Regions from separate parts of the Homo sapiens genome. Here all the other regions are linked to region 1. A link is a contact called in ENCODE Hi-C or POLR2A ChIA-PET data. All regions are on one chromosome and are shown on one strand. The core of a region is the stretch at or near the end of the contact, and the rest is flanking DNA. Distances in the headings are between cores, read along the strand shown. Region 1 overlaps MAGI1 (membrane associated guanylate kinase, WW and PDZ domain containing 1). Region 2 overlaps MAGI1 (membrane associated guanylate kinase, WW and PDZ domain containing 1). Region 3 overlaps MAGI1 (membrane associated guanylate kinase, WW and PDZ domain containing 1).

Region 1 (3,516 bases), core at 984-3,483:
TGGAGTTAAAAGTGTAGATGTCAGAGACAGACTAATCTGTATTTAAATGCCAGTCATCATCTTTGACTTGTGTAAATATCAGTTTCTTTATGTGAAAATGGGAATATTGATGCCTTTTTTTCTCTAAGATTGTTTATAAAGATTAGAGTAAGTGAATATATGCGTAGTGACACTTAATATGTGCACGATAAAGGTAACTTTAAAAAATGTTGTTCTTTGAATATGTGTTGTGATAATACACTCTTTTACACATTAACCCTATTATCTATCTACAACATCAGGCCTGATTGGAGACTGGCAGAGTTGATTATAGGCTAACATTGTGTCAAGCACAGTGCTGGGTGCTTTATACACATTATCTAATTTAATCTTGACAAAAACCTATTAGGTTGCCATGATTTTTGTCTTTATACTGTGTGAACTGAGGCTGAAGAGAGAGAGGTCCCTTACCTCACTCAGGGTCGTAAAACTCTTATGTTCTCCTGTTTGGTCTTGTATTAGAAACCAAATGGCACTGGCAAGAACAAACTGCTAATTATAGAACAGTGGTTTATTGTCCTTCTGTGCATGAACATCCTATTTTTGTAGGGTGGGGCAGGTAGGAAAAGGAAGAGTAAAAAGAAAGTATTGCAGTTTTATGAAGGAACTATCATGTGCTGAGCAAGCAAGTAGCAAAGTGAAGTGATGCAGATCTTGGTAATTCAAATGTAATTGACCGACTGGAAAGAAAGTGTTGTGAGTCATGCTATTAAAAACTGGATCCACAATACAGGTTTTTAGGAGGATCCCAGGCTGGAATTCATGTGCACTATCTGCCTTTATTCATTTACTCATTCTGCAGTGAATTACCGGGTAATGGTATGTGCCTGGCACTGCGTCAGGCCTGAGAACACAGTGGTACACAAAATCAGATGTGGCTCCTGGCCTCTTTGAGTTTATAGTCTAGAGGTGAAGACAGGTACTGATTAATTAAACAGTCTGCTATATACAATAAAGGGCATTAGGAAGGGGAGGTATGTGGTTCCTTGAGAACATATAAGAACTGATAAGGACAGCTTTGATCTAGTCTGTGGGGTCAGAGATACTGTTGCTGAGGATGAGCAGGTAGTAACAGGGTGAGGAGCAGAGGGAGGAGTGGGTGCAAGAGCTGTGAGATGGGGGAAGGGGGCACAGTTTACATGCTGGGGGCTGAAAGGCAACCAGTGAGGTCAGAGTGAAAAGAACAAGGTGAAGGCAATCAGGACAAGTGCTTGGAGAGTGGGCATGGGGCAGACCACTCAGGACCGTGAGGCCAAGGCAAAATCAGATATGCTGGATGTCCATGTATTCATGTACTCTATACATATTTGCACTATACATAAAGAGAGTAAGGTTTTTGTACCTCTCTCCCCCTCAAAAAAGAAAACAATTTTTGCCCCCTTGGGGGTGATATTGCCCCGTTGAAAATGCATGCTGTAGATTCCCAGCCATAGGTGGTCACTACCATCCTGTTCTCAGGCTTATTTGCAAAAGCTTGTCTCATAGGAAGAAGACAGACAAGTACCCCCAATTCCCACCCCCATTTACCTTGGACCAGCCATGTAACTCCATGGCAGGCGTTTCTGCCACTTTGGGCCTTTATGTTTGTCATCTGCAAAAGAGGAATGATTTTCTCTGTCCCAAATGGCTTTGCTACACAAACAGTGTGATCCATGGATCTCAGGCCCACCCTGATCATTACTTAATGTAATTTAATTGTTTGCACATTGAAGCTTGACAAAACTGATGTATGCCATATAGAATGGTTGTGAAGATCGTGTTTCAGTCCAATTTTTACTTTGTATTTCCCATGCCTGGCATTAAAAAGGTTTTCTGTAAGGAAATGAATGAATGAATAGTAAATTTGTATAATTTGAAAGCCATATAGATTTGATTCATCCTAGCTTAAATTCCAGGGTTACAATCCTCCTTAAATATTTTATAAAGCCCTAAAAATTGATTTGCAGTGCCTATTAATTTTTAAATGTGTGTCAGAAAAATATTTTCTTTGGCTTTGTCCTGGCCAGAGATTTTGCTTGTTAATTAAGGCCAGCAGTGGCTTCCTCTTAAGTCCTCCTTTGCCCTCCGCTTTCCTCCCTGGCTACCCTCCCTGTTGAGATTTGTTGTAGAACCAGTTCTGAAAATAGCAGCAGAGAGAACAAGTTTCCACTTGGGAGGGAGCCCAGCCACTGCAGGAAACGTGTGTTGGATAACGCAGAGCCTGTGGGATAATCAGCCTCACGGCTCCTAGACACTGTGCAGCCTGCCAAGTGATAGCCCCAATTAAGTTTTTAATCACTTACAATTTTTCAGATGATTTTTATTTAATACTGTTAAGTCGCGCATACTGTCTGTAAGGTTTGTGTTTCTACATGGCTAGACTTTGTAAGGTTTGTGTTTCTGCTGTGGCTAGACTTTGCTTGATTGTGATGAGAGTGCAAACCATTGCAAAGGTGGAATACTTTCTGGAAGGTTAGAGTCATGAACTCAAATGCCTGAGGGGCCAGACAGGTCAGGTAAGAGGGTGCATAGAGGCAAAGAAGACCACTGGTGACTGTGGCAAACTGGAGCAAGCATGACCCATCCTGCCCATTGCTGCACGGTAAGGGCAGTTCACAGCAGAATAAGAGAGCCAGAGTTGAAATAAGACAGCCAGAGTTTTTGTCCAAAAGCCCAGGGCCGAAAGCAAGCTCTCCAAAAATCAATTCACTCAAAGGCTAATCTGTGAATTATTGAAGACTTTTTGAAGTTTAAGGTTTTTTTACATCTACTCATGCCTCTGCTCATGCCCCTGTATCTGCCTATGCCCTTGCATTGCAGCAGCCTGAGGGCACTGTTCTAGATGGGGTCCAAGATCTTTGTCTGTCAAGGGTCAGGCAAAACCAAGAGGAGGAGCAAAAATTTCTCTGCAGAAATCCTTGATTTAGTATGTTCATGTGAATTGGCTTTAGACACATACTTGCTTTTCAACATCCTCTATAAGAGATGGAGTCCCTGGAACCAGACTTTACAGTTTGTCAAACAGCATTGAGAATCCAGACTTAACTAGAAGCTTTCTAATTTTAAATGTTGGTCACTAATCCAAATTATTTTGAAACAGTGGCGTATGAAAGTTTGAACACTCTGCAGTTAGAAAACCACTAGACAGAATCTTTTCTGTAAAGGTTGTAGGTTTCAGTACGGGAAATAAGAAATAGTGGAGAGATTTGGATAATTATAACACTATCTCATATTTAACACCTTATAGTTTACAGAGTACCTTTGAAAACTCTGCATTAGTTAATTTTCACAATAATCCTATGAGGTTGCTACAGCTGGTGCTACCATTCCCATTTCACAGAGAAAGTACTAGAGAGACTGAGTGTTAGAAGACTTGGTTATTTGGTTATTGACAGGTTTGCTTGCTTAGTGCTCAGTTACCATGTGCAGCACTTTGCATACATGATCTCTTTGATCCTCAAAACAATGTAGTATGGGTGTCATTTTAAAGACTGAAAA
Region 2 (3,687 bases), core at 412-2,911, 66 kb before region 1:
GGCAGAAATCGCCCCCATGATCCAGTTACCTGTCTCCCTCCACACATGGGGATTACAGGTCTCTCCCTGGACACATGGGGATTACAATTCCAGATGAGATTTGGGTGGGGACACAGAACCAAACCTATCACTGGGAATTCCGTTTCTTTTTAAGACAGGGTCTCTGTTGCCCAGGCTGGAGTGTAGTGGCACAGTCACAGCTCATGCAGCCTCAGACTCCTAGGCCCATGCAATCCTCTCACCTCAGCCTCCCAAGTAGCTGGGACTACAGGTGCATGCCCCCACACCCAGATAATTTTTGTATTTTTTTTTTTTGTGGACATGGGGTCTCCCTCTGTTGTCAAAGCTGGTCACAAACTTCGGGGCTCAAGTGATCCTCCTGTCTTGGCCTCCCAAATTGCTGGGATTGTAAGCATGAGCTATGGTGCTTAGCCTTGGGAATTCCAGTTCTTCTTGCCATTCCAGGCAGTGATGTGAGCATGCTGGGGGCCAATCCCAGTTTAGTCAAATTGATTGTTTCCCATCACTATTGCTGTGGTCCACCTGAAACTAAAACTAAAGTTGTATATGAATAAAAGGAAGAGCTGCCCGGAGGTGACAGGTTCAAACAGGGCTCTCTGGGATTTTCTTCTTGGCCTAGAGAGTCCAATTTCTTTCAAGTTTTATTCTTGCCAGTGAAGAGGTGAGATATCATCCAGAACTCAAAAGGGTGTGATGCCCTCTTGGCCTTAGAAGTTTACTAAAAACAGTAGCATGGAGAGACCAAGATCCAGGACTTTGAACTTGGACTGACCTGGGGCATTGCTCCAGCATTTCTTAGCTGAGTGACCTTTGGCAATTACTTAACCTCTCCGAGCTTTGTCTTTCTGATCTTTAATAAAAAGACAAATACTTAACCCCCTCCTGGGGTCTCTTGAGGGTGAGATGCATCAGATTTGAGGCTAAAGAGTAGGACCAGGATAGAAACTTAAGGGCCCTTGAATGCAGAGCTAATGTGGGTAGCTTTTCTTCTATGGAATGGGGCCAGCAGAGGTTTCCACTGAGAAGAGGGAAGATGTGATTCTGTCTGTATTAACCAAAGTGCCAGGTGGTGGACCCAGAACACACAGGCTTTTAAAATGTTCTGTACCAGAAGAGAATTTTTTGGCTCATAGTAATCACTTAATAAAATGGCAGATGCTATTTAATGATAATCATAAGTAAAATAGTGGTGATGATGATAATGAAAGGTTCAGCTCTCTTCCTGCTGTATTTCGAAGTCAACCCCACACTCCCGTGTTTGACCGGCACCTCCCTATTCATTTCAAGGTGCTAGCAGCTCTTGGTGGGCCCCTCTTACCCTGGCTACCCAGGGCCAGAACCATGTGACTCCCTTCCCCTAGTGGGTGCCCTGAAAGCCATATTTGTCTCCCACCCCTACCCCCGTCCAAGGCCCTGAGGATGGGGGCGGGCAGGCAGTCGCGCACTCCCGGGGGGCGTGTAGAGGGGTACCAGCCGCAGCCCGGAGTGTGAATAGCGCGCATTGACGCCGCTGCCGCCCGAGCGGGCTGGGGACACCCTGGCCGAGCCTACTGCCTGCGAGCCCCATAAAAGGAGCAGCTGCCGCCGGGCCGCTCAGACGCGCGGGGATGAGGCGGGCGGCCACCGAGCGCGCGCCTGGGCTCCGGCAGTGACCGAGGCGAACTCCGGGGCCGCTCCGGGGCCCGCAGGTAACGGTTTTGTCCTTGGGTTTGGAAGTGACAGCAGGAAGAGGGGAGGGGAGGGGGTTAGGAAGGGAGGAAGGAGACTGGGCGGGAATGAGGAAGAGGGAAGACGGAAAGAGGGAGGAAAGGGAAGGAAGGAGAAGGCGAGGAAGTGGCCGCGCCGGGGAGCGGCTGGAACGCGCTGCACTTGCCGCCCGCCCGGGCGTTCAAGTTCCCCCTTCCCGCCTCCCCAGGCTGGCGGTCGCGTCCCTCCCGCGCCCGGAGGCTCCAGCCAGCCATGTTTCTTGGGCGAGCATCTCGGCCCGCGCCCCGGAGCGCAGGGCCCGAGCAGGGGCCGCCTTGGCTGCGGCGCCAGGGCAGGTGCAAGGAGACGCGGGCGGCCCATCAGCCGCAGGCTCGTTCCGCCTAGGGCCAGGGTCCCTTGAAGTACAGTTTACTTTGGCTCCAGTGGGTTGAGAGCCAGGTTCCCTTCCCCCTTGCTGCCTCCCGTTCCCGCCGACCCCGCTTCCCTGGCCTGCTGCCACTTAATGAACTGTTGGCTCACCCCACCCCTCCAGTAGCCTGCATTTTGAGCTTAAGAGTGTTGTTTGCAGCCGGGAGCGGTGGCTTACACCTGTAATCCCAGTACTTTGGGAGACCGAGTTGGGTGGATTACTTGAGGTCATGAGTTCGAGACTAGCCTGGCCAACATGATGAAACCCCCTCTCTATTCAAAATACGAAAATTAGCCCGGCGTGGTGGCGCATGCCTGCCGTCCCAGCTGCTAGGGAGGCTGAGGCAGGAGAATAGCTTGAACCTGGGAGGCAGAGGTTGCAGTGAGCTGAGATCGCGCCACTGCACTCCAGCCTGGGCGAGAGGGAGAGACTCCGTCTCAAAAAAAAAAAAAAAAAAAAAAAAAAAAAGAGTGTTGTTTGCATAAAGCTGGGCTCAGCTGGAGCAAATGGAGAGGAGTTGAAAAGGGAGGCCCTTTTGTGCAGAGCCTTATTGTAGAGCCACTTTTCTCCCCTGGCCCTGAGCCTCTGGTGGTCCCCAGTGCAGGGAGAGGGGATGGTAGGGTGCCTAGGCCTTCTTGCGAGCTGTGTGCCAACTGCCCCTCTTGTCCCTCATTGGGATGCTTCATCTGTGGGCGGAAGGCTCCTCTGAGGTGGTGAGAGCCTCATTTCACCTGGGATGCCCCCAATACCCCATGGCTCTAGTTTCTGTGGCTTCCCTGCTCACTCACAGGAAATGTAACTTCTGGCAATCAGGCCTGTCTGCCATGAGCAGAGCTTCTTCCTCCAGAGCAAAGCGTATTCACATCAGACTGAATGGGTTCCAGTCTGCAGAGCTGGTTATTGCTGGTTATTGCCGCAGGGTTGCAGGAGGTTATTGGAGACCTTTGCTTGAGGAGCTCTGGGATGGTAGTTTTGGAGTTCCTCAATTACTTCATTTACTCCTCATTTGAACATTGTTCTTAACTTTTCTTCATTGTTCTAAGCTCCCAATGAACTTCATAGTTGACCTTTTTTCTCAACATGTGGTATGTTTGAACTCCAGGCTCTGCCCTGAGTCTGGGATAGAACATACCTGATTGTAATTCTGTTATGGAGTGAATATGGGCAAATAACCATAGTTGCAAGCTGTATGGAGTACCTAAACATAGGGCAAACACTGCTATCAGCTCTTCATATATATATTCCTCTTCAATACACTCAGCCACCAAGAATATCATTCCCACTAAACAGATAAACAGAAGTGGGATTTGTCCAGTGCACACAGCTACCATGTGACTGTGCTCGGATTTGAATCTAGGCAGTAGCCCTCCAGAGCTCCTGCTTTTAACCCTGCTTCTTTGCAGAAAGTGGGCAGTACAACTTCTCCATGGTTTCATTCTGGGGTACCTTGAGGTGACAAAAAAGAATACCCAGATGTGGAGTAGGTAGATGTGGGTTGAATAATGGATCCCACATTTATAAAAATCATAAGGTAACCTGTATAAATCCTA
Region 3 (3,650 bases), core at 80-2,579, 92 kb before region 1:
TCTGCAATATAAGTATCAATTTACAGGTAAGAAAAGTGAAGCTCAGAGAATAATCCTGGTGGCAGATACCTAAATGTGGTATTGTGTAGCAAGGAATCTAGTAGTGAAAGGATTCAGAAAAAGTCAAGTTTATTATGACCTGAGCTTAGTCAATAGGAGGCTTCCTGGAATGTATGAGTTCTGAATTGGCTCTTAAAGGAAACCGTTACTTAAATGCAAGACAAAATGCAGATAGCAGTACAACGCCCATTTTTCTTGATTTAAGCAAAGCAACAAGATAGCACAGAGACAGCCTGGCAAAAAGATGAAGATAAAAACGTATTTGCCTACTTCAGTCAGGCATCATCAGCATCATCAACAAGACCCCTGGATGGCAGAGCGGGTTCACCATTTGTATTAGCTCCAGCCTGTTAGAGCTGGAATCTTTTATTCAGGCTCAGAGAGGAAGAGTGCGGGGATTGATTAGCATTGTCTACGTAGGATTGACAAGGATCACCACTAATTTCATGCTAATGTGTCACACATGTCATGATATTGGTGTCACTATATTGATTGTTCTAGCACCCTGAGCTGAATTTTCAGAGGGCCACTGTTAGAATTATTATCAAACAGGTTATTAATACGTGTTACTTGATTAATTAGATATTTAGAAACAAGAAGCAAACAGAAAACCGCTAAAAATGCTAAGTATGCATGCTCTACATTTTATAAAATCTGTGTGTATATATACATAAAGTAATTAGAAAACAAAATTAGACAAATATCTAATGACTCTAAAAACATCTTTACTGAGGTAGAATTAATATACAATATCCTGTCCATGCTTAGAATGTATGATTTGATAAGTCTTGACTTGTGCATATACCCATAAAACCAGCACCACAATTAAGAAAACGAACATACATTAGCTCCCCCAAAAATGTCCTTGTGCCCCTTTATAATCACTCTCCTCTACCCTGTATCTCCCGATTTCAAGACAACCAGTAACATGTTATCTGGTGCTAAGTTTGTTTTATCTAGAATTATATGTGAATGTAATCATGTGGTATGTATTTTTTTTGTGGCATCAGGAATCTGACTTCATTCGTAGCATAATAGTGAATTATACATCATTCACTAGCAGAATTTTTTGAGAGCCATTCATGTTGTAGCATATAGCAACAGCTCACTATTTTTGTTGCTGAGTAGTATCTCATGGTATGGATGTATCATCTTTTGTTTGTTTATTCACCCATTGATAGGTATTTGGTTTGTTTCCAGTTTGTCTATTACAGATTAAGCTGCTATGAACATTTGTGTGTAAGTCTTTATATGGATGTATGCTTTCATTTCTCTTGAGTAAATATCTGTGGGTGGAATTACTGGGTCACATGGTCATCTCTCTTTTTAAGAAATCTCTTAACCTTCCCAGAGTGATTGCATCACTTTATATTCCTGCCCAGCAGTGTAGGAGAGTTTCACTTCTTCCACATTTTCATCAATACTTGCTTTGGTCAGTCTTTTTAACTTTAACCTTTCTAATAGTATATCTTGGTACCTCATTATGGTTTTAATTTTTATTTCTATAATGACTAATTTTTCATGTGCTCATTTGCCATCCATATGTCTTTTTTGTTAAAGTGTTTAATTCAAATATTTTACTCTCTTTTTAGTTGGTGTTTTGTTTGGAACTCTATAGATTCTGAATATAAGACCTTTTTCAGATATGTGATTTGTACATACTTTTTCCCAATATGTGCCTTACGTTTTCATCCTCTTAACAGTGTCTTTTGGGGAACAGAGATTTTTAACTATGAAGCAATACAAATTACCAATTGTTTCCTTAATAGATTGTGGTTTTGGTGTGATATCTGTTTTTACTTAACCTAAAGTCACAAAAGTTTTCTTCTATAAGTTTTATGGTTTTCGGTTTTAGTTTTATGTCTATGATCCATTCCGAGTTGAAGTTAATTTTTTTAAATGTGAAAGTCCAATTGTTTTAGTGTCACTTGTTGAAAAGATTTCCTTTCTCCACTTAATTGTCTTTGCATCTTTGTTGGTAATTAGTTGTCCATATATGTGAGGGCTTATTTCTTGATTCTCTATTCTGTTTCACTCATATACTCACCTTTCTTTACACCAGTACAACACTGTCTTGATTACTGGAGATTTATAATGTCTTGAAGTTAGGTACTATTAGTTTTCCAACTTTATTCTTCATTTTCAAATTTGTTTTTGCTATTCTAGGTCCTTCAATATTCCATGTAAATTTTAGAATCACTTTGTCCATTTTGACAAAACGTATGGTAGGATTTTGGTTGGGATTGCGTTGAATATCTAGATATAGATGAATATGTGGAGAATGGACATTTTAAAAGTATTGCCCATGAATAGGGTAGATTTTAAAATTTCTCTCAGTACATTTTTTTTTTTTTTTTTTAGTTTCTATGCAGGTCATTTACATCTCCAGTCAGATTTACTGCTGGGTATTTTATATATTTTGTTGCTGTCATAAATGCTGTGTTAAAATTTTTGTTCCTGAAAATATCTATTGGGTACTGTACTTATTACCCAGGTGATGAAATTACCTGTACAGAAAACCCCCATGGCAAGCAGTTTACATATATGTATGTATATATATATACATATATATATGTAAAAACCTGCACATGTATCCCGGAACCTAAAATAAAAGTTAAAAAATAAAAAATAAAATTTCTATTTCTGATTACAAGTTACAAGCAGAAAGAAATATAATAGATTTTTATATATTGATCTTGTATTCTTTAGTGTGTCTAAACTTGCTTATTACTCCCAGTAGTTTTATTGTAGATTTTATCAGATTTTCTACATAGATCAGGGGTCAGCAAACTTTCTTAAAAGGCCAGATAGTAAATAATTTAAGCTTGTGTGTGTCTGTGGCAATTACTCAACTGCCCATGGTAGTTGAGTAATTAGTAGGGTGAAAGCAGCTGTAGATAATACACAAGTGAATGGGTGTGACTGTGTTCTTATGAAACTTAATAACAAAACTGCCACATTTTGCCAAACCCTGACACAGCTAACCATGCCATCTGAGAAATAATAAAAGTTTTACATCTTCCTTTTCTATTCTAAATGCTTTTTATTTCCTTTCCTTGCTTTATTGCACTGGCTATAGCCTCTAGTAAAGTGTTAGACAGAAAAGGGTAATGAAGATATTCTTGTTCTCAATTTTAGGGAAAAAACATTCACTCTTTCACCATTAACTATGATGTTAGCTGCAGGTTTTTCATAAATTCTTTTCATCAGGTTGAAGAAGTTCTTTGCCATTTATAGATTACCAGGAGTTTTTTTTTTATTTTTAAATCAGCAATAAATGTGGGAGTTTCTGAAATACTTTTTCTGTGTCTACTGAGAGGACTATGTGGATTTTATGTAGTTTATTAGTGTGATATATAATTTATTAGTGTGATAAATTATATTAATAGATTTTCCAATGTTAAAATAATCTTACATGACTGGGATAAACTCTATTTCCCTATTTGCTCATGATGTATTATGCTTTTTATTTATTGTTGAATATGATTGGTTAAATTTTTATTTAGAATTTTTGCATCTTTGTTCCTGTGAAATATTGGTTTGCAATTTTTTTGTTCTAATGATTTTAAATATGTCTATAATATTAAGTA

What was found. Hi-C counts contacts between places; a loop is a spot of excess contacts on that map. ChIA-PET counts read pairs that join two places held with the same protein, here RNA polymerase II (POLR2A). Pooled maps may share reads with other maps.
Region 2: a loop to region 1 is called in a map of heart right ventricle, with 2.0 times the contacts of the local background. The contact joins two enhancer-like sites. A Hi-C loop is called at or near these places in 10 of 168 maps with a recorded cell type or tissue (HCT116, aorta, cardiac septum and 5 more) and 4 of 50 pooled maps. POLR2A ChIA-PET finds 5 or more read pairs at or near these places in 3 of 52 experiments (all WTC11).
Region 3: a loop to region 1 is called in a map of PC-3, with 2.4 times the contacts of the local background. The contact joins two enhancer-like sites. A Hi-C loop is called at or near these places in 2 of 168 maps with a recorded cell type or tissue (PC-3 and heart left ventricle). POLR2A ChIA-PET finds 5 or more read pairs at or near these places in 1 of 52 experiments (WTC11).

What each region holds. Positions count from the first base shown.
Region 1 is chr3:65,482,353-65,485,868 of GRCh38, reverse strand. All of the region lies in intron 3 of MAGI1 (membrane associated guanylate kinase, WW and PDZ domain containing 1), which reads left to right. Among named protein-coding and RNA genes, the nearest start is that of LINC02040, 310 kb to the right of the region's middle. Within about 2 kb of position 2,233, at least 8 of the 41 ENCODE cell types and tissues checked have a DNase peak (open chromatin) inside an H3K27ac peak, as active enhancers do; they include heart right ventricle, where a contact is called at or near this core.
Region 2 is chr3:65,547,430-65,551,116 of GRCh38, reverse strand. All of the region lies in intron 2 of MAGI1 (membrane associated guanylate kinase, WW and PDZ domain containing 1), which reads left to right. Among named protein-coding and RNA genes, the nearest start is that of MAGI1-AS1, 340 kb to the left of the region's middle. Within about 2 kb of position 1,661, at least 5 of the 41 ENCODE cell types and tissues checked have a DNase peak (open chromatin) inside an H3K27ac peak, as active enhancers do; they include heart right ventricle, where a contact is called at or near this core.
Region 3 is chr3:65,573,215-65,576,864 of GRCh38, reverse strand. All of the region lies in intron 2 of MAGI1 (membrane associated guanylate kinase, WW and PDZ domain containing 1), which reads left to right. Among named protein-coding and RNA genes, the nearest start is that of MAGI1-AS1, 320 kb to the left of the region's middle. Within about 2 kb of position 1,329, at least 2 of the 41 ENCODE cell types and tissues checked have a DNase peak (open chromatin) inside an H3K27ac peak, as active enhancers do.